Linked DNA regions of Mus musculus: region 1 is linked to region 2. A link is a loop called in an ENCODE intact Hi-C map of the cell type or tissue named here. Cell type or tissue: left cerebral cortex. All regions are shown on one strand. Links, peaks and the distances in the headings refer to the core of each region. The heading gives the core; the rest is flanking DNA.

Region 1 (11,347 bases), core at 1,170-9,169, 62 kb before region 2:
GTCATATATAGTAATTGCCATTTCATTTTTACAGAAGGTGAGATTTGTTTGATCTTCCAAAAAAAAATCAGATAATTCGGTTTCTTTAAATATATTTATTTTGAAGGAAATTTGGCCAGTGCTTGATTGATGTTTTATCTCTCTTAGTAATTTTATTGGAGCCTGATTGTGGTATATAAGGTACAAAGACTATTACAAATGGGCATCTTTTATTTCTGCCTTGCCAGACTCCCCTCCTTCTTCTGGATATAGCCCTTCTCTGTTCAGAAACTGGTCTCTCTACTCCATTTGATTGGGTGGCATTACCAGCCAGTTGATATAGCTCTTACTTCCTGAAAGGTATGTGTTCCAGAATCCATCCTGCCTAGTCAGAAATCCCTGTTGTCAGACCTTGTTATTGGCTCAGGGACAGCTCATTATCCAGAGGGTCAGAGAGACTATGTAAGCAGCTGAGGAAAAGCTTGCTTACTTATCTGTCCTTATTGATCCTCAGGACTGGTCACCATAGGGCTGCTTCTGGGGGAAGGGATTCCAAGCTAAACACTTCAATTATTTACTTTTTTTCATGTTTTTAAAAATGCTGTGGTTTGAGCAAGTTTCTGTTATTTAAATATAATAAGGCAGATAAGATAAAAATGAAAATTTACAAATCTAACAAAAATTAATGAGTTAGCATTATTGTCATTGACATCAAATCTCTCCTTTTTAAAGGGATACATTTATACGTTAAACACTAGCTAAAACTCACTAATATCAAGCTTTTAGTTATGGATCAAGAAATTGAACCTTAGAAGATAGATAACTGAATTTAAGAAGGATATTAGCTATTGACTTAGATGTAACAATGATATAACCAGTTCCCATAGAAGTTTGGGAACAGCTCTTCTAGAGAGTAAATAACATTAATAATAAGCTCTACCTTATACCCAGATACCTAGTACGGTTGGATGACCCAATGTGAGGACTTTTAGAAATCCACACCTGTATTAACATCTTCTTCTTCTCTAACTTTCGACACAGGTCATTAACGTAAGCATGGTAGCTCAGCAGCATCACGAGCCTTCTGGGGCAGGCAATTTACCTTCTCTGGACCTCAGCTTCTTCATAGAACGGGGGATACATCTGACTTTCTTGTACTGTGGAGCACATTTAGCAAAACTACAGACACAAAAGCAGTTTGGAAACATCAAAATTAGTAATAGTAGCACAGAAGCAAGATTTCTTGGGAAAGAACTTGAATTCTATTTACTTTTGGTCATTTGGGATGTGAGGAAAGTTCATTATAAACCCTGAATAAGTCTGTCACAGTCAGAGAGAGGGAGGAGCTAATACCATGGTGATGGAACTAAGACTTTAACTCTTCCAAGAACACCTCCACCTGCCCTCCTGACCTTTTAGCCATTTGTGCCCCCAAAGAAATCCATCCGTAGCTGTCAGATCTTCATGTGCCAAACACATCCAGACTCCATTAAAATTCACTCACTCTCTTGACTTTAAATTCCCCCTCTTGGCCCCCTATTTGTAACATTTTTTACCTAAGCTTCAGTAAGCCCCACTCTAGTTGTGCCTCAGAGCCTTTGAATCCAGGCCTTCTGTCCTGGGCTCATTTGGTGATGTGCTCTGTTAAGCCTCATTTATTTATGTGATTCTATCAAGTCGTCTTACATACACGTCTCATTTAGAGAGGCTGTCTTCTCATTTCCAGGAAGCTACCCTGTCTGTTCAACTCAGTTGTAAGTTTGTTAAAGCCAGTGATCAGCCTCCATATTCCTTATAGTCAGCAAATAATAGTTAAGAGGAAGATGTCTAAATGAGAAAAAATGGCTTAGGGAAAAAGAATTTGAGGAAGCTTGTGCATTCCAAAAAAAGGTCAGACATCTGAAAGTAACTCATTTCATTCAATTATTACCTTCATTACAAAGATTCGCTTATAAATTTCTCTTACCTATGAATTTGAGTTTTTACCCATTAAATCTCTCCACTGTTAAACATGACCTTGGCAAATTCTTTCTTAACACAATCAAACAAACAAAAAACCAAACAACAACAACAACAGTTCAAGGACTAGAACATTGACCACATGAGGAGTCTCTTGTAGATAAAATATTGTCCTTCCTGTTAGTGTTAACCCAAGTATCTTTCATCAGCAACTTGTACCTTCTTTTCAACCTTGCATATTAATGCAGAAAAATAATAAATATTAAATAAGAGGATAAGACTTTCTGACTGGAAACACTGGACGAAAAGAATGTTTGAATCTAGGCCAAATATATACTCATCTAATGTGTTAGAAGATCCTGTGTGTCAAATTCTTTGATTTAATACTGTAGCAGTAAGCCTTGGTTTTGGGACTCTGGACCATCAATTTCAGGTGTGTGTTCATTGACAGGTCCTCGATGTTTGATTACCAGGTGTTTTTGTCTCAAAAAAAAGTCTTGGAAGAGATTGGATAACATATGGAAAGACATTCTGTTTATAGAAAAGCACAGTTCCCATTATTTATTGCTTCACAGCTTAACTTAGTCTAAAAACTAGTGTAGGACTGTCACTATGGTGCACAGTATAAATGAACTTGCCACCAAGGCTCAGGAACCTGAGTTGGTTCCCCAGGGCCCATGTGGTAGAAAGACAGAACTGACTCTTAAAATCTGTCCTCAGATTTCCCCATGCATATTGATAGACAGACAGACACACATGTGTAAATGTAACAAAAACAGTTTTTTAAAAATGCTTTAATCTTCCAATCTCAAAGGCATGAGCCTTTGTCATCTAAAGCACAAAATGGCATATGACAACCTTGGCAGCCTCTTAGTCATATATGTATATTCTGGATGCACAAAATGAGTGATCACCAAGGCAGGGATGGTGTCACATGCTTATAAGCCTGACACTCAGGAAGTAGAAAGAGGCAAGAGGATCAAGTGTTTCAAGAAAGACTGGGTTACATAGAAATACCTTATACCAATATATATATTAATCAATCAAGCAATCAATAACAAACCTCTGGATGGCAGCATGCTTCAGTCATTTCAGTTTTTCTGAACTCACATGGTCTCAACAAATAACCTGTTCTACAGTTAGCTGTATGGAGTAGCATCGGGAACAAGGCAGTGTCTTCTTTGGATTCCTAGAATCTCTACATCGATGGGTAGGTGAGTCTCTGATGCGTGTGAGGCTGTCTTCTCACCAGGGATAATCTGCTCTTCCACTCACCCTTCATCGATTCTTTGAGTTGCTCCAACTTTCACAAGCATCTGACCCTTCCTACCCTCTATGGAAAGAATCAGTGTAGTTCTCCCATAGGGCTAGTACACAATGCTGGACTCCTCCTGAAAGACCCACATCTAACTGGCAAAGGTATGTTAGGTACTGTCCTGGGGTCAGTGGGTTTTGTTCAGGGGAACAAAGCAGGCTTCTTTGGGGTTGACAGGAGAGTGTAAACAACCAGCTAATGATCGGAAACATACTTTCTCTGGCAGAAAAGCCACCTGGGTGAAACCAAATGCCACCTTTTAAAAAAGCAATGCTGTTCCCGTGCTGGGTTTCAGGGGGTGGCGGGGGGGAGGGGGGAGGTGACAACATTGAATAAAGTACTCAAGCTGGCTATTCAGGAACTTTATCCTAGATAGCATATTTACAGAGCTTAATTTTTGCCCAACAGAAAGAAAGGTGCATTAGACCCTCCCCGTCAGCAGACTACATAACCAGGAGAGGAGAAGCGACATGCTCAATATTACCAGTAAGTGGCGAAGCTGGAGACAGAATGCAGAGATCTTTAGCTTTCCAGAACCAAACAAAGATTCCAGCTGATTGTACTCCTGCAGCCCAAGGACTGCACACAGCAAACCACAGCTACACTCAGGCCACAGGGTATTGACCGTCCCTGAAACCATGCTGTCATGAGCTATGGCTTTTGCTATTATACCATGCTACTCTCTCCAGCGAGCAAGTGCTTGATAAATACTAAGAGCTTATTGGCTAATTAATGAGAGGATACATAATAATTCATATAGTTTCTTTCCTGAACTCACAGCTAAGTCAGTTCCACTGAATGGCTTCTTCTTCCCATTTCTTTTCTCTCACACTTGTTTATAAATTATTGAAAAACATGTCTAGGAAGCAATTACTTTGGAATTTACCCTTTAAAAAGCAGAACATAGCAAAGTTCTTAGGAGAACTCTTCCTTGAACCAAATGTGAACTAGAAGTGACTCTGGTTATGTGCAGTGCTCCTGGGAGGCTCTAACCTACTGGTCCACAGCTGTGTCAAGGGCTATTTTCCTGGCTTCCCAGAGAGAAAAGATCACAATCTTTTCATCCAGGCAGGAAGCGAGTGCTAGGCAAAGTAGAGGATAAACTCCAAACTGAAATGATAGCCAAAACGATGTTAATATTAATATTATTAGGAGTCCACACGGTGGCACATGGCATTGATAGCCCAATGAGTTAGGATGCAAAGCTTTGTTTTGCTTGAATACCAAGTGTTCATCCTCAGGGTCATGTAGTAAAAACAGACATACATTTAAGCATCAGTACAGAGGCAGAGAGGCAGGCCTAACAAACTTTTTACTCTCTATGAACATACTGCAGAATTTATATTTACCTAGCAATATTAGACAACATGTATGTATATTCACACATAGAAGGATATGTGATTATATTTTTTGCATATGTTCATGATTCCAGCATTCTTCGAAGTATCTCCTCACAGACATTGGCGTACAGTGTTAGCAACCATAACAGATACTCAGAAATTTGACCACGGACTCGTTTGACCCACAGTAGACAATGAAATATGTAGCAATATCGCACAGTGGCCTTAGTAATCAGGGAATCCATTTAAAGAGTAATGGCTATAGCAATGACTTTCACTCCTAATTCCTCCTTCTGGTAGACCAGAAGTCCGAGAGGCCCAAGCAATTTCTAGCAATTCAAGTGACTCCATGGACCAAATGCATGTGTGTGTGTGTGTACACACACACACATACATATATACATATGCTAACGGAGCACAAGGAGGAAGTCCCTCTTAATTTGATGAGGCTCGCCACTTAGGAGGCAAGCACTCTAGCCACTCCTCCCAGTCGCCTTAATAAACTCATCAACCCTCACCAAGCTGCACTTTCCCATCTCCATCAGAAAACACAGATCAATACACCATACAGGAGCACTTAGACTCTGCTCGTAAACTCTCCGGAGTAAACGTTAGGTACATTCCCACGCCAAGCTGACGCAGCCTTCTTCCAGAGGCAGCATTGCCAGGGCCTGTGAACTACTGGGCAGCAGAGGAGGAGGGAGGGGAGCCAAGGCAGCAAAGCAAACTGAACCCAGGGTCAAGTCAAAAGCCAGTTGGGTTGCAAGGGGCTTGGCGCTGTCCTTGCCTGCTTCAAAGCACTAAGAGCAACAGCTTTCTTAACATTGTAAAAACCGTAGGGATCTAAAGTAGGTCAGCAGTTCACACACATATAAATGTCAGTTCTCCCTGCCATCTGGAGATGGGAGAGGAGACTCCACTAATCTGACAGCCGAAGGGCCACCCTGAACCACCCTGGGTTCTCTAGGGGAACCTGAGAAGGTTGCCTTATTCATTCAGTCTGGAGCACCCCCCCCCCAAAAAAAATTAAAATAATCTTTTTATAAACCCCACAGCTGGCATGGAAAGAAATCAAACAAACAAGCACGACTCTCAGAATTTAGACTGAAAGACCCCAGAGCAAAGGATGCTGAGCGAACAGGAGGCGTCTTGAGATCCATTCGGAGACACCCTTAGCACCTGTTTGTAAGCACGTCTCTCAAAATAGCACGCAGCAGCAACAAGTTTCTAAAATGGCAAATCTACTGCTTCTTTTCCCTGAGAGTGCTTAGTCACGCTAATTCTCTGACCCAAGAAATCCTTTCACAGGAGCCTGCTGGATGAAGCAGAGCCGTGCTTTCCGTGTCTGCAGCCATGACAGCAGCCACAGCAGTTAGCAGCAGTCCCTGAGGCCAGCAGGGGAAGGCTGGAGTGGGGGCCTCCTGGGCCCCACCTCCTCCCCAGCACACTCACCATCAGCAGGCTGAGAGCGGAGTCCGGCACCAGCTGCACTGCCATGGTCCCTGATTGCAACTCCCATGCACAGACGTTTCTGCTGAATCAGTCTGCCTGGGCCCAGGGCAGCAGCACAGCATCTACCGGCACCTAGGGCAAAGCAGCCGGACAGACAGACTTAGGGAGCCAAGGGCTCAAGGTGAAGCTAGGCCACATTTCCCACAGGGTGGGGAGAGGGGCAGGGGATGTTGAGAAGATAGGGTGGGAACTGTGCTTAGGAAGAGCAAAAATTACATATGGAGTAGAAGAAGCGTAGCAAGCTGCAGGTTATTTAAAGGTGAGCTCTCCCCAGCTTCTCCAAGCTGCATGCAGAAACCACATGGAACACAAACGCAGCCCAGGAGCCTGAAATGCAGCAATTCTAGCTGCCACCTTAGCCTAGGCAACAATTCTGCTTTGAACTGACAATTAAAATAAAACATTCCCCACTGCAGATAAATCAGCCAGCCCGACCAACACCCCGCCCCCCTGCATCTCTCAGCAAATTCTGCTGCATAAACATGCTGAATGTCACAACCTACCGGCTTGCAATCTGGTCAGTTGCTTTTCCCTGCTGCAGAAAGGTGTGTCTCTTCTGCTAAAGCAAGTATCTGGGAGGGAGAGGGCCGAGTCTGAGCAGTCACTGGAGATCAGGAGATGCCCTCAAGGATGAGTGAGGACCAACTCACTTAGGAATTGACTCCTTCCATCTTCCCCCAAATCTACTTTTCCTCTCCAAGTAGACTGCCGGCAGAGCTCCCCGCAGGGCTGATACTTAGGAAGAACATGGAATTACACTGCCTGTTCTGTGAGCGTTCTGATCCCTCTGCCTGTACCACATGTACACTGCCAGACACCCTCTACCTCTCTCTCTCTCCCTTCCTCCCTCCCTCCCTTCCTCCCTCCCTTCCCTTCCCTCCCATCTCTCCACAGGGCTGCCTGTTAGGAATTTTGAAGGATCCTCCCTAGTGCAGAAGAGGGAGGGCAGAGGAGCAAATTTGAAAGAAAGGACATTGCTTAAGACAAAAAGGCAAATTGAAAATCCTATCGCTGGGATACTTTCCCTTGAAGATGTCAATGGAAAACAAAAAGCAGGAGGCTGCCCACCGGTTTTGTTTTATACCATATATACTATATATTCAGTGTCGCTTAAGTCTTTCTCCAAATTAGACAAATCAAGGCATCTTTATGGGAGCACAGCGATATTCATAGACTCTTATAGACTCTCATTCAATTACAAGTGTCCATTGCTGGCACTTCTTGCAGTGGTGTTTAATGTCTTTTTCTGATCTCTGCTTTCACTCACCTACTGTAAAGACCCCCAAATGCCTGGAAATTAACTGGGTGGTGTGAAATGCAGAGACAAGGGACTGATATTGTACATGAGGAACCTGGAAAAGGAAGAAATAGATAGTTTTTACATGTTCCTATGAATAAGTGTTGTTGTTGTCCCTATATATTTTATGTGTGGGTGTGTGCATAAACTCGCATGCACTTGTGTGTGCATGTGTATTCACAAATCTATGTGCAGATGTATGCATATGCATGTGGAGGCCAGCGGGTAACCTCACATATCATTGCTTAGGCTCTGTCAACCTTTATTTTGTTTCACAGACCTGTTTTTTGTTTTTTGTTTTTGTTTTTCTAACTAAGCTAGACTAGATACTATCTAGGGAGCCCCAATTCCTGGCTAGCCGCATCTCACCAACATGGAAGTCATAAGTGTGTGCCACCTTGCCCAGACTTGCATCTGCAGGATATGGGATCCAATTCAGGTCCTCACAAGTGCAAGACAAGTATTGTAGTGATGGTCATCTTCCAGCTGAATGTACTCTCTAAGGCAGTGGTTCTCGACCCGGGGGTTGGGACCCCCATGGGGTAGCATATCAGATGTTTACATTATGATTCTTAACAGCAACAAAGTTACAGTTATGAGGTAGCATTGAAAAGTATTTTATGGTTGAGGGTCACCACAATATGAGGAACTGCATTAAAAGGTCACAGCATTAAGAAGGTTGAGAACCACTGCTCTAAGGTGTTTATATGTCCACCATAGAACTAAGCACAGAATAATCACTACACCATTCTCATGAATGGATGAAAGAAAGAGAGAGGGAGAGAGAGAGAGAGACAGAGAGACAGAAAGAAAGAAAGAAAGAAAGAAAGAAAGAAAGAAAGAAAGGGAGAGAGAGAGAGAAAGAAAGAAAGAAAGAAAGAAAGAAAGAAAGAAAGAAAGAAAGAAAGAAAGAAAGAAAAGATGCTCTTCTACTCTTCTAATTTCTCCTGTGGTGCCCTAATTACCTGGAACCTTTATTTCATGTCACTTGATTGGATTCAAATATAATTGACCTCAGGAGTCCCTGAGAGAATCATTTGCTGCCACCAGGAACCTGACGATTCAAAGCCCAGAACTGTGAGGAAATTCTGGACACACTAGAGTGTCAAAATACTTAAAACTTAATATTGGCAATCAAGAAATGATGACATGAGAAACATATCTTGTTAGTGACTTAGGGACCTTCACTCTGGCCCATCCTCACCCATAGTCTTCTGAATGTTCAGCTGATACTTGCACAGTGCCTGCTTTGCCCTTCTGCCTTCAAAGAACTTTCCATTTTGGAGGAGGTGAGATGTACACAGGAACTGTTTACAAATGTAAGCTATGGACAATGCTATCAGGTGCTTAAAAACATAGAGTTAGGTAGCATGGAGACAGGAGAGTCCTTTCTGGTTAGTCTCTGAAATGAGTTCCAAGGAATAACCAGGTATCTTGTAAAATATTGCTGCTCTGCTTAGTTCTATGTGGACCGTGTACTTGTGAAGTGTAAAACACGTTACAGTTGAAGCTACTTCAAGTGGTACATGTGGACAGGGGCTGGGTTTATACTGCAGAAATAGGCAGAGGTAGCTTCGAGTGTGGAGAAATCCAGGTTGAGCAAAAGGATGGAGACTTAAGAGACATTCATCTACCACAGTTGTGGCCCTTGGCACATTTGCCTTTGTTTATGGCTTCCTTTGTGTAGAGATACTTACCGAATATCTGCTGGAAGCCCAGATTCCCTCAACAAATGAAGGAATCCAACCCATCTCTTCTGTGCACCTCACTGAAAGGAAGAAATGATCTCAGGGGCTATGAGTAGAATGGAGTAGAAGAAATTACAAGATAGATTTCCCTCTACCCCAGTCCAGTGTACATGATTAACCAGTCCTAGAGCCTGGATGCATCATGGAGCAGGTGGGGATAGCAAATAGCACTAGGGTTAAAACGGCCTTGACAGCAGCTAGGGCGCCATAATTGGAAAGTGGCTGGATTTTAGGGAAAACAAGGGCCCAAGAAAATCCAGGAAGTAAGCAAATCAAATAGGCTAAAAGTACATGTATTGTATTTTTTAGATGCCAAAATTTTCACACATGGTAATGAAATAGTTCCTGGCTTTTCTGTTTGGGCATTCATAGGTGCTTTATATTATTAACACTTTTTATTTTCTTAAATTTAAGTTTTGACAATTTTATACATATATGCATGGCACAGTGAACATAGCTACTCGCTATTATCTTCTAAGTGGAGAGGGATAATCCAGTGTCAAAACTGGATACCCATTTTGTTTATTTGCACAGCTCTAAACATCAAGACATGGCCAGCGGTAAGCTGAGAAATGAGAGGGCTGTCAAATACTACAGATAAGGAGTCAGGAGTAAGGGCTCACTCTGGGAGAGAGCAGAATGTAGGCAATGGGTGAAAAGGGGGGATAGACAGAGTGAAGGAGCCATCAGAGAGTGGGGGAGCACCCTCGAGGGCAGGGGAGCACCCCCAGATGGTGGGGAGCACCTCCCAGAGGTTGAGGGAACAACTTCAAGCACGCTCAGAGAGTAGGGGAGGGCACTCAGAGAGTGGGGAGCATTCTCAGAGGGTAGGGGAGCACCCTCAGAGGGTGGGGGACACTCAGAGGCTAATGGAGCACCCCAGATGGTGGGAAAGCACCCCAAAGTGGTAGAGATAAGGACATAAGAAATGTAAGCCACCATGGAACACTTCTGGGAATAAAGACTTCATCTATATTAAATAAACATTTATTCAGAAAACAGTGACCAACAGATGTGTAGATGAAGAACCTACAGGTTCTTCACACACTAGAGTGGTTCTGGGGTTAAGGGAGAATGAAAGTTATTGTTTTCAGTTACTGCAACAGAGATCATTGTGTTAAGTGAAAGAAGACAAACTCCAGAGATAAGCAGAATGATTTCTCTCATATGCAGAGTCTAGATTTTTTAAATTAATTATTTTATTTATTTACATCCCAAAGCTTTACCCCTTTCTGGCTTCCCCTTGCAGAATTTTTCCCCATCCCTCTTTCGCCTCTGAGAGGGTAGTCTTCTCCTGGGTATACCCCTACCCTGGGGCATCAAATCTCTGCAGGATTAGGCCCATCCTCTTCCATTGAGGGCAGACAAGGCAGTCCTCTGTTACATATATGCCTGGGGCTCAGAGCAGCTCCTGTATGTTCTTTGGTTGGTGACTTAGTCTCTGGGAGCTCCCAGGAGTCCAGGTTAGTTGACACTGTTGGTCTTCCTATGTTGTTGCCATCCCCTTCAGTGTCTCTAATCCTTCCCCTAACTCTTCCATAGGGGCCCTGACCTCCATTCCATGTTTGGCTGTGAGCATCTGCATCTGTCTCAGTCAGCTGCTGGTAGAGTCTCTCAGAGGACAGGCATGCTAGGCTCCTGTCTGCAAGCACAACATAACATCAGTAATAGTGTCAGGGTTTGCTGCTCACCCATAGGATGGATCCCAAGTTGGGCTGGTCACTGGTGGGTCACTTCTTCATCTCTGCTCCATTTTTATCCCTGAATTTCTTTTAGACAGGAGCAATTTTGGGTCAGAAATTTTGTAGATGGGTTGGTGTCCCATCCCTCCACTGGGGGCCCTGTCTGACTACTGAAGGTGATCTCTTCAGGTTTCATACCCCCACTGTTGAGCATTTCAGCTAAGGTCACCTGCATTGAGTCTTGGGAGCCTCCCAGATCCCAGGTCTCTGAGACTTCCTAGAGGTTCCCCCTGCTCCGACTCCCCACAGTTGCATATTTCCTTCATACCCCTGGCCCTCTGAGCCTTTCTCTTGACTCTCCCCATGCCTGATTCTGTGCCCCCCATTTCCATTTCCCTTCCCTTCCCCCTCTTCCACCCAGGCCCCTCCTTCTCTCCCTCTGCCTCTCATGACTATTTTGTTCCCCCTTCTAAGTGGCATTTAAGCATCCTCACTTGGACCCTCCTTGTTTAGCT
Region 2 (11,347 bases), core at 1,929-9,928:
CATACAGGGAGCAGGCAAGTGGCTATGGTTCCAGAAGTGGTAAGGACTCATGATCCACACCCTCTCCCAGGTCCCTGATAACAGAAGAGCAGGGAGGATGGATGGTAAAACCACAGAATTGTGAGCTGTAAGAAGGGCTCTCCCTGACTAAGCCTGTGGAGGGTACCATCTCTATAAAGAGATTACTACAGTCACCACCTACAAGTCAAGGCTGCAGTGGAACTCCAGAGCAGACAGGGCTACTGTGACAGTGATGCACCTGCCAGTGCTTCACATAGAAGCAAGAAAAATGGCACTGGCCACCAGCAAAAAGAGAAGGGAGTGTCATACAGAATCAAGGAGAATACTGAAAACTAGGCATTAGAAAGTAAGACATCAGAGCATGTCAGAGGATCTAGAAAATCAGTGCTGTCCATTCTGGCCATGGGATGCTTCAGGTCTCATCATTTTCCTACCTAGACATTGATTGCTCAGGGCCAATGCAAATTTTCCCCTTGGCTGAGTGAGACCACCTTGGAGAAGACCATTTTTGTTCATATAGTGATCCAGGAATGGCAGGAGACATGACTGACAGTTCCATTGAGCTTGTATGATTAGGAAAAAGTCCTTCCCAAATAAACGCAGGGGCTGTCTGTTAAAGGGATATACAGCAGAAACACAGTAGTCCATACAAACAGTGGTCACTGTGTGCTAAAGGAAGGGTCCTTCCCAATGTTTTCCATACTCATGGACATTTTGAGATACTTTTTATGGCATCCTAATGACAGCCATTTATTTTGTGATCTACCATGAAAATAGATTCAGAAGAATAAGGGCAAGTGCTCATGGGTAGTAAGAAAATTCATTCCTGTCCTGAATATCAGAGCTTTCTATTGGTGTCTCTGCTGCACTTTAGTGACACCCAAGGGGGCTAAGTGTGGATGGTGAGTGTAAGCCTATTTGTCCCTCAAACAGAAGTTAGCAGCTTCATCACTGGCCCCAGTTGGCCATCCCTAAAGGAAGTCCTAAGTCACTTCTCTGTGGAACCCCACTAGCTTCCCTTGAATGTGAACTTCCTCACCACTGAAGAGTTAGTGTGATACATTTTTAACATTTTTTATTTACATTGGTGTTCTGCCTCCATGTAGGTTTGAGTAAGGATGTCAAATCACCTGAAACTGGAATTACAAACAATTAGAACAACCATGTGAGTGCTGGGATTTAAACGCCAGTCCTTTGGAAGAGCAGCCAGCCCTCTTAACAGCTATCTCTCCAGCCTTGTGTGATAACATTTTTTAAACAAGGGTATCTATTGCATCTGGATGAGATTGCTTTGTCCTCATGTCTAGAGAATCCTAAGTGTGTAGTTTTGATGTCCTTGTATGGATTACTGGATGGAGATGAGGAATCTCAATCTGACTCCCGAGTCTGTTCTGTTGACATTCAATTGGAGTACCTGATTCCTGTAGTAAATGTCCACTGGTCAGCAAATCCCAAGATCCTTAACGAGTACAAAGTGATCCAGTGAAATAGTGGACTTAACATTTTTGAAAGGAAGAGTAACATTTCTACTGAACAGGACAGAGACCTGACCAACACTCTCTCCTTGACCGATCTCCTTTAAGCTCTCAAGGTCCCTAAACTTGGGCTCTGTCCTTGGCGTTTTCCACCCAGTTTCAGCAATAATACTACTGTAACAGTTTGCCAAAAGCTCCTTGCTCTTTTTAAAGTTTTAATATATGTATTCATTTTTACTTTATTTATATGTAGAGTGTTTTGCTTACTTATATGTGTACCACATGTGTTCCTGGTTCCTGTGGAGGTCCAAAAATGGGGCACTAGATTTCCTGGGGTTGGAGACAATGGTGAGCTTCCACATGGGTTCTGGGCAATGAAGTCAGGTTCTCTATAAGAACAGCAAATACAGTTAACTGCCAAACCATCTCTTCAGCCTCCCAGCCCCCTCATACCCCTCACTGTCGATTTTGGTGAAATTCTTCCCCTGCTATCAACAAAAGCCATGCTGACTTGGCCTAGCAAGTACCTTTCAAGAAACAGGAACCCTTACACACTGCTGACAGTGCAGCCATTAGAAAATCTGTACAGAGGTTCCTCAAAACCCTGAAAATAGATCTATCATGTGATCCAGCTATAGTGCTGCTGGGTATTTGCCCAGGAGAATCTGGGAATGCAAACGATATACTCACTCCATGTTTACTGAAGCACAGTCAACAATGGCTAAGTGACATACTCTAGCTGCCCACCATCCGGTGACAAGTTAAAGGAAATGTGTCTATATATACAATAGCTTCATTCAGCTCCAAAGCTGAACAAAATTATGCCATTTCAGGAAAAAAATGAATTAGACTGTTATACACTGTGTGTGTGCTTGCGTGTGGGGGGGGGGGCGGGGGTCAGGGCATGCATGAAATCAGAAGGTAAACCAGAGAGACTAAGGAAATCACTGAGGAGGAGGTCTGGGAGTGAAGAAACAAATATGAAGTACAATTAGATACAATGCATATAATCTATTACTTTCTATGCTCACCAAAAATTATTCTATAAAGGACTATATATCCCAGGTAATGACTTAGTGTGTCCAGTGATGTTGTTTTCTATTTTAATATCATTTCTCTTTTTTATTAAAAATTTTCATAGAGTATTTTGATCATATTCTTTGCCTTCCTACAACTCCTCTCAGATCCTTCCCATATCCCTATCCATTACAATAGCAAAACAAAACAAAAAGTACACACACACACACACACACACACACACACACACATACACGCGCGCGCATGCGCACGCGTGCCCACATAAAGTTCATTTTGTGTCAGGCATGGGGCCTGCCCTGGTGCGTGGTTGATACACTTACTGACACTCCATTAGAGGAATCTAATTTCCCCTCCCCTGCATGGTATCAACTGTAAATAGCTTCTTGGTTAGAGATGGAACCTTATGTCTGCCTCCCCTTCTCAATGCAGGGATTTTGTCTGGTTTGAACCTCCGCAGGTCCCTGTATGCTGCCACAGTCTCCGTGAGTTCATATGTGTATCCATCCTGTTGTGTCTGGAAGACACTGTCTCCCTGGAATCATCTCACACCTCTGGTTCTCAGAATCTTTGCACCTTCTCTTACACTGAGATCCCTGTACCCAGAGGAAAGGAGTTGGATGAAGCTCTCCTGCTTAGGACAGCGATCCAAAGTCTCTCACTCTGCATATTCTCTGTCTGCTTGTGGCTGTCTCTGTGTTAACACTGCGAAAAGAAGCTTCTCTGAGGAGGGTAGGTCTCTTAAAATAACATCCCCTAGGCTTGCTGTTTCTTTCTTCTCCATAGTGACTCATCAACAGCCTCGCCTTGCCTTTTGGCTTCCAATGTTATTTGTTCTTGTGCTTGGGAGTAAAATTAGGTAGGCCTTTCTTTCGTCCTACAAAACCCCATTGTAAAACACACACAAACATTCACAGACATATACACACAAACGCACACATAACACCCTCACATACATACACAGATATACACATACAAACATATACACATAAACACGAATACATACACAAGCATACACACAGAACACATATACAAACATGCATATACACATAGCATATTCACACACATGCACACACACACATACTCACACAAACATGTACACACATAACATACTCTCACACACACATACTCACATAAACATATACACACATAACATACTCTCACACACACATACTCACACAAACATATACACACATATAAACACACAAACACACGCATACATACTTTGACATGAGTAAAACCTTTCTTAAAATGTTAAAAATAAATAAGGTTCCTTTAATGAACTCTTTCACTATCCCACCTGTTTTCTGTCACACTGTTGATAGATATACTTCTTAAAAACAAACTCAGGTTGAGGACGCAGGAAAGGAAATCAGAATTATTTGACTCATCACATGCCATCATATAATGCTTGAGCCATTGTTCCTTCTCCTAAGATCCAACATATCAGAGCCACTGCTACAATGAGTTTAAGCAACATGAAGAGTTAACCAGCAGCAGTTTCTTCTTGACCAGAGCCTGGGGCCAATGTCACAGGGATTTGTAAAATCCCCAGACCCTCCCCTAACATCAGAGTCACACAAATGCAGGCCAGCTTGCTCCCCTGTCATTGTCACACTTGAGTAGAAGACATAAGATGGCTGCCAGGTTTGGGCACCATCACATCCTTACCCTCTTTCCTGTGTAAGTGGGACCATTGCCAGAGTACATCTTTATCCCATTGGCTGCCAAAGACTGGCTGTTTCCGGGCTGTCTTGTAAGGTTTGAGCCACAGTAGAAGAGGGTGGCTAGACCACACATTACATATGTGTGATCCTGTGCTAGTGCCAATTAGCAGCATGTGTTGTTGATCCTATTTCAAATGTCAGCAGCATCATGGGATAGAGAGGATGGAGAGGTAATGTACAGGCAGAGTGCTATGTGCTATTGTTAGACAGGACTGTAGCCCATCCCAGGAACAGGGCTACAAGAACAAAGCCATGGCAGAAGGATGCTTGCAGGGTTAGAGAATTGTCTCCTACCTCAAACATATTGACAAGACAGGTAGTCTGGTAGTTCCACCCATGGGCTGGGAAATGGCTCCTCTGATTTTTCTGGAGTGTTCAGTCCCTAATGTTAGCGTAATCACCGCAGAAACAGCATCACAAAGAGTTAAATCTCAGAACACAGAACTGCCAGACATCAGGAGAAGAGAGGCAAGCAGACTGGTACTGTACGCCTAAAGAAGCAACCATGGCAAAGTTATACAAATTAGGGATCGCTTTCTGAGCCCACCCTCCTGAAAAAGACTATGGCAACAAAGAAACAGCTTCTGGTCTCTGACAGACACTGCAGTCTACTTCTGTGTATCCATCCTAGCCCCTTCATGTGTCTTTTTATGTTGCAGAGGCTCAAATGTCAAAAGCAACATTATTTCTGAGGCTTTCCTGCATCTGTGACCTTGGTGTGATTTTGGGTCCAAGCGATTCATGCCAGATATAAATATAGGATGATTATGAAGAGAGATGGGAGGGTGGCAATCTTCCATCTTGCTGGCACAAATCACGACAGACAGGATGACTCTACAACCAGGCTTCCTGCCTCCAAAATCTCTGCAGCAGAAGCAGCCACCTACCCACACTGTGCAGAGGCAGTGTGACTCCCAGGGATTCCCTGGTGCTGCTCAATTCCTGTCTGTTGCGGCCCACCAGCCGCTCACATGTCTGGGTTCTAGTCTGGAAAGGCATCTTGGATACTGGAAGAGAAGAGGGGGCTAGGCGGTGCGATAGAGATGGAACCAAGACAACCACTCTGATCAAGGTTCAATTTTACTGTTCCCGACACTGGGTTATGAAGCAGGGGAAGGGACCCATTCCAGCCAAATCATCCTGGAGTAAAGTTGCAGGTGACCACGTGTTTGGCTCCGGAACAGCAGGGCGGCAGGCAGCAGCAGTGGGAGTGGCAGAACGAAAGGGCGGCAGGCTCCGCCCCATGCTCTCTTCTTGCTCACAGTGAAACCTGAGCTGAGGGTGTGTGTGTGTGTGTGTGTGTGTGTGTGTGTGTGTGTGTGTGTTACACCTGTCCACTGGTTTCTTTGTAAGACATCTACATACTGTATCAAATCCTTCTGCTCCAGCTAGGTGAGATGGTTCGATATATATGAATTCTAATTAACACACTACTCAACCCATCCTCATTTCACCCCAGTTTTTAGGAGAAGAGAGAAGACACAATCTCTCTGTCTCTCTCTGTCTGTCTCTCTCTCTCACACACACACACACAGAGAGAGAGAGAGAGAGAGAGAGAGAGAGAGAGAGGGAGAGGGAGAGGGAGAGGGAGAGGGAGAGGGAGAGGGAGAGGGAGAGGGAGAGGGAGAGGGAGAGGGAGAGAGAGAATCTTTAAGATGTGTGAAGAGTCTGGTGTGAGGGAAAGGGAAGCCCTCACATTCCCTCATCACAGCAGTGTTGGCAGTGAAAGGTAAAGAAGTGGCCAGATGAAAAATGAGCCAAAAAAGACTTCTGCATATTTTTTTATACTTATCACATTTTCTTAATAAAAGAAGTATTCACATATTAGGAAATGTAAAAGCCTTGGAGATGAACTCTCTCCAAGCAAATTAGACTTAAGACTTTCTTCTATCTGAGGATTTTGCCTGAGCCCTGAGACCCCATGTTCTGATTGGATGTCATCCCAAGTAATACTGAGCAGAAGCAAAAGAAGAGATGGGGTAGAGCCTGAGAGCTGAGTGGCATTTGGATAGTCCTAGTCTCTGTGTCTTGTGCTTTTTCCTCTTGAGCATATAACCGAATATATACCTTATGACAGTTGAAACTAATTCACTTGAAGGTTAGAGTTCAGAAATCTGAAACTAAAGAGTTGGCCCCATGGTACCCTCTGATGGCTTTGAAATGGAAACCATTCCATGAATCTCTCCTAATTCCTGATGGTGTCCAAAAGGCCTTTGTGCTCCTTGGCCGATAGCAATGGGACACCAATCTCTAGTTGCACTGTTACCTGACATTCTTTCCATGGGAATGTCTGTGTCTTTTCTTCATATTAGAATTGTGGAAGGAGGGACCACTCTTAAAGGGGAAACTTCTGGTTTCTTTAGAAAGTCAGTTAAGTCAAGTGATGTTTTGCTGGGGCACACAAGTAAAAGGATATTTTGCTAAAGCAGCCACGTGAAAGAATGTTTTGCTGAAGCAGACAAAGGTGAAAGAAATGATACTTTGCTAAAGCATATCATGCTTCACATATCATGAAAAGACACATGATGCTTAGAAGTAATATAAATATAACACAACAGACGATGGATGATGCTGGATGGTATTGGTATGCCTTACCATTGTTTATTGATCATCATTTGTCGTGACTCCATAGAGAGAAGCATACCAAAATGCTGGTGGTGTTCTGGTGGCTTCTTGCTGCTTTCTCAGACTTGGGCCATCTGGCAGAATGATGTGGAAGGTTCTGGATCTATCAGCTGATACAGACTCCCATGGAGCATTGCTAAGACAGACTCAGAGTGTTTTGCTGAGGTAAGACCTATGAGGGGCAAGACCTGTGGGAGGGCACATGATGTTTGGAGGGAGTATAAATAGGTCTCAATGGACAGTGAGAGCAGGCTTGCATGGTTAGCTTTGCTTTGCTGGTCTCATGTCTTTATCTCTTCTGAAAGAGGCACACCAGAGAACTTCTGGTGTCCCTGCTGGCCCTGGTAACTCCTGCTGACTCTTGCTCATTAGGTGGAGGCCTGGCTGTTTCTGCTGGATCATGCTACTGCTGCTGATTCATGTTTGTTCTCCTGGCACTACTGAACTGGACTGCTGATAGCCTGACAATTGGAGATTGAAATCACCACAAGGAACTACTTCTAAACAACATACAGCAGAGCTTTGGGCCTTCTTCTGGATCGACCTGCTTTTGCTGATTCCTGTGAACTAAACTGCTGATAGCCTGTCAATGTGAATTGGATTTGCTCCAAAGAACTAGCTCTAAACAGATCCACTTCCCCCATATCCTAGTAACTTTTCTTTTCTGCTACCTCTAGTGGATGGTTGGGCTAGAAGGGAGGTTAAGGCATGTAAAAACCCTTATTAAAAATAAGTTTTAAAAACAAATGAAGCTAACACACTCTCCTTTACTATCTCATTTTAATTTCATCTAGAGGTAAATGAGATTTGGACTCCCTTTAATTGGGGAGGGTGCATAATTTTCCTTCTAAAGCAATGGTTCTCAACCAATGGGTCATAACTCCTTTGAGAGTTGAATGACCCTCTCACAGGGGCTGCCTAAGACCATGGGAAAATAGACATTTACATTAGCATTCATAACATTAGCAAAATTATAGTTATAAAGTAGCAACAAAATAATTTTATGGTTGGGGTGTCATCACAGCATGAGGAGCTATAGGAAAGGGCTATCACATTAGGAGGGTTATGAACCACTGATCTGTAGGGTTGTTTGGTTATTGGTTTTCACTCCACCTCAGGGCTTGGTCACTCCACAGGGCTCAGCAGCTCAGGGAGACAGGACGAGGAAGTTTTGGCTGCACTTACCCCATGCAGTCTCTAGGCTGTCGGGCTACAGGGAAGCCTTGGGATTCCACTCCAAGAGTGGGGAGCACAGTCTGAGGTGCTGGACAGCTGGATCTGGCTCTGGGGTCCCTGGCCTGAGGGGAGGCTGGGGCCCGCCATCTGGTTCTTGGGCTCTTGGACACCTAGGCTCCAGTGGGAGCTATAGAAGAGCTGAGACTAGAGTGGGGCCCATGGGCTGGATCTAGCCCAGGATGGATCCCAAAGTCTTTGGCTTGTTGGAGGGCTGCGGGCTTGGCCTTGGTTTGACAGTCATGGCTGGAAACATAGAGAGACTTTCTATGGGAGGTTAGACAGCAGCTCTTTAAGCGAAGGCCTTCTCCATGGATCCCCATGACAGATCCCAATGAAAAGATGCAGGCTATGGTTTTAAGACATATATTGTCATGGTGTAAAGTGGATGAGTAAAACTGTACCCCACTTCTCAGGGCAGGCCTGAGGTTAAATACCTTTTGCAGGGAGGAGTGTATGGGAAGGAAAGCTTAATTGGCTAAGCCCTTCAGGCCTTTAGGTACCTCATTAAAATTGAAATCTGTATTGAGCCTAGGTGATCTATGGTCATGCCCTCTACATATGGAGGGAGTTGGGGCATTGCCTTTATGTGACTGATAGAAAGCTGCTGGGGGCTGTAGCTATGTGATAGGAGCTGGGTGCCCAGGAGTGAGGCAAAACACCTTCCATCCCTTCAGGGTCACCTGGGTTTCTAGCCTTTGCTCAACCAGGAACCAGGCTGCCTTTTGCAGTCCTACCCTGATTCAGTCATTCTGTCCTTCTACTGGTATATACTATCTTGGACATTTCTAGTTAATAAAAATTAGCTCAATGTCACTCAAGGGCATATGTTCTCCCTCAGCTGATCATTTTGTTGCCTTTGAAATAGCTAACTCCTGTAGCCTCATGCTTCACATAGTGCTCTGTGCATTGAATGAAAATAAAGGAAAATTAAAGGAGCCAAGGTAGATAAGGAATATCATATTCATCAACTGCAAGATATAAATCTTATAAACAAACCCATTTTTCGAACATGAATGTATAACTGCACTGTAAATTTAGAATAGTTTTACTTTAGCAATAGATAAGAAAATTATATGAAGCTCACAGAAGTCCAGATCCTAAGAAAACACTGCTAACTGCATAGGTTGGACTTTTATGACTGTGACAAAATGCCTGATGCACATGCATTAAAGGAAGAAGGACTTACTTTGGCTCGTTTCAGAGGTCTCAGTCCGTTCTTGCTTGTTAGCTGTGTAGTTTCTAGCCTGTGGTAAGGAAACGTCATGGTAGAAGGGCATACAGGGGCACATTTGGACACATTACCTCAAGGACATACCCCCATGACTTGCTTCCTTGAGAGATGCCCAGTTGGTAAACATTTTATCACCTTTCCAAATAGTGCCCCAACTAGCCTGGGAAGGGTGTTTCACTTAACCATGACCATTGTTTTGTAGAAATAGACAACATTGGAAAACCTCCATCTCTAAATGTCAAGAGTTGTTACAGATGTAGGGTAGCAGGGACTGAGTGTGACTAACAAGTAAGAACAACGCAGACACAGCAGCAAACAAACAAACTGAAGGAGAAGATCCAGAGAGAGATGCCTGATTCTTGTCACATGGGAGCATGCTCAACACCTCAGTGTTTTTCTTCTTAGTATTTATGTATTTGTGTGTATGGTCTGGTTAGAGGGTATACATATGTAATGGTTTGCAAATGCCTGTAAAGGTCAGAGGTCACCCTCAGGTATCACTACTCAGGAACCATCTACTTTGATGTTCTAAGACAGGGTCTCTCACTGGGGCCTGGGACTCGCCAATTAGGTTAGACTAGGCTAGATAACCAGTGAGCCCCAGCAGTCTGCTTGCTAACCCCTTTCCAGTGTTGGGCTTGTAAACACATGCTGCAGGATCAAACTTTTTATATGAGTACTGGGGTTGTGCTCAGACACTCCTGTTTACAAGGGAAGGACTTTATGGACTAAGCTATCCTCCCCATCCTATATTTGAATTAGACTCTCAAATAGGATACAAAAATACCAAACTTAAATGTGGAAGAAGATAAATTATACTATTAAAAATTTTTAAATCCTGTTTATGGAAAGTTACTATTTAGAGAGTAGAAAGATAACTCAGGGAACAGAAGGAGTTATGTTCACAGATAGAGCTGGCAAATGACTCCTCTCTAGATTCCATTAGGAATTCCTACTAATCGATAAGTAAAAGACTAATAAGCCAATAGAAAAACTGACAAACACACCTGGAACTGATATTTCACAAAATAAGACTTCCCCACGGCATAAATTTATAGAACACATTCCTCATCCCTGCCATCAACAAAATGCCAATTAAAACTACAGTGTGACATCACTATACACTCAGTAGAAGCAGGTATTGGTAGGAGTTTGAAGCAAGCTAGCAATTCATGTGCTGCTGGAGTCAAGAATTAATTAATGTCTTTGGGAAATTCTCCCCTAGCACTTACTAAAGTTGACATCTACAAAGCTCACAGGATGGCAGTGTAGTGTCTCAGGATTTTCCATGTCCAATTACATTAAAACAATAGTGCAGCAGGAAGCCTGTGATTGGACAGGAAAAAGGGAGGTGGAACTAGAAGTTGCAGGGACAGAGAGTGACAGAGGAGGGAGAGGATGAAGCCAAGATGGAGGCAGATGGTCAGGAAAAAGATCCTGAACCAGCCTGGCATTAAATAGCCACAGGTAGATATGATATCATAAAGGATAGAATGATTGGGATAACTTGTCTAATCTAGGTGGGCAGCTTGTACCATTATCAATTGGCCCTGAAATTATTATGTGGGCATCTTGTGTATTGAGAATTTATTGATATATAAATCTGACTTGTCAATTATAAGCTTCTAGAGTTTGTTTTTATTGGGTTGTTGGGTGTTGTGGCAGCTGACCATGGGGTGGACAGTCGTTGTGTGGGGCTGGCATGGCAGCAAAGGGAATTTGGGAGCTCCAGCCCCACTGAAGAGTTGGTGAGCAGAGAGTAGCTGGATGGAATGTGGAAACTTGGTGGTTCATTTTTTAATATTTCCTTGCAACAGGGTAGAGCAGTGATGCTCTTCACTTTCATCCAGCCTTCACTTCAGCACATTCTGGAACTGTGTGGCTCTCAGTATGTGTATTGTGTATGAATGATATTTACAGCAATCATAAAGTTCATAAAACTTATAAGCTTTAAGAAACTTCTGAAAGTTACAGAATTCTCAGAGCCCCTCCTCTCT

What was found. Hi-C counts contacts between places; a loop is a spot of excess contacts. Peaks named below come from ENCODE experiments on the same cell type or tissue, not always from the same donor. Only the 100,000 strongest peaks of a DNase experiment are listed, where the experiment ranks them.
Region 1: a loop joins it to region 2, with 2.3 times the contacts of the local background. A loop is called at or near these places in 4 of 42 quality-filtered maps.

The regions. Positions count from the first base shown.
Region 1 is chr2:4,013,281-4,024,627 of GRCm38, reverse strand. Gm52545 (a long non-coding RNA gene) reads left to right here. Exons shown (of 3, transcript XR_003953991.1): 2 at 228-339; 3 at 1,021-1,303. It also overlaps a transcript of Frmd4a not described here. Among named protein-coding and RNA genes, the nearest start is that of Gm52545, 13 kb to the left of the region's middle. In left cerebral cortex, for the core only: a CTCF peak has its summit at 5,974; DNase peaks (open chromatin) are centred at 6,038, 6,381, 6,603, 6,843 and 1 more place; H3K4me3 peaks cover 3,028 bases; H3K27ac peaks cover 2,556 bases.
Region 2 is chr2:3,952,335-3,963,681 of GRCm38, reverse strand. No RefSeq gene overlaps it. Among named protein-coding and RNA genes, the nearest start is that of Gm52545, 74 kb to the left of the region's middle. In left cerebral cortex, for the core only: no CTCF peak of the experiment used is centred there; DNase peaks (open chromatin) are centred at 4,352, 4,655, 5,158, 6,010 and 2 more places; H3K27ac peaks cover 396 bases.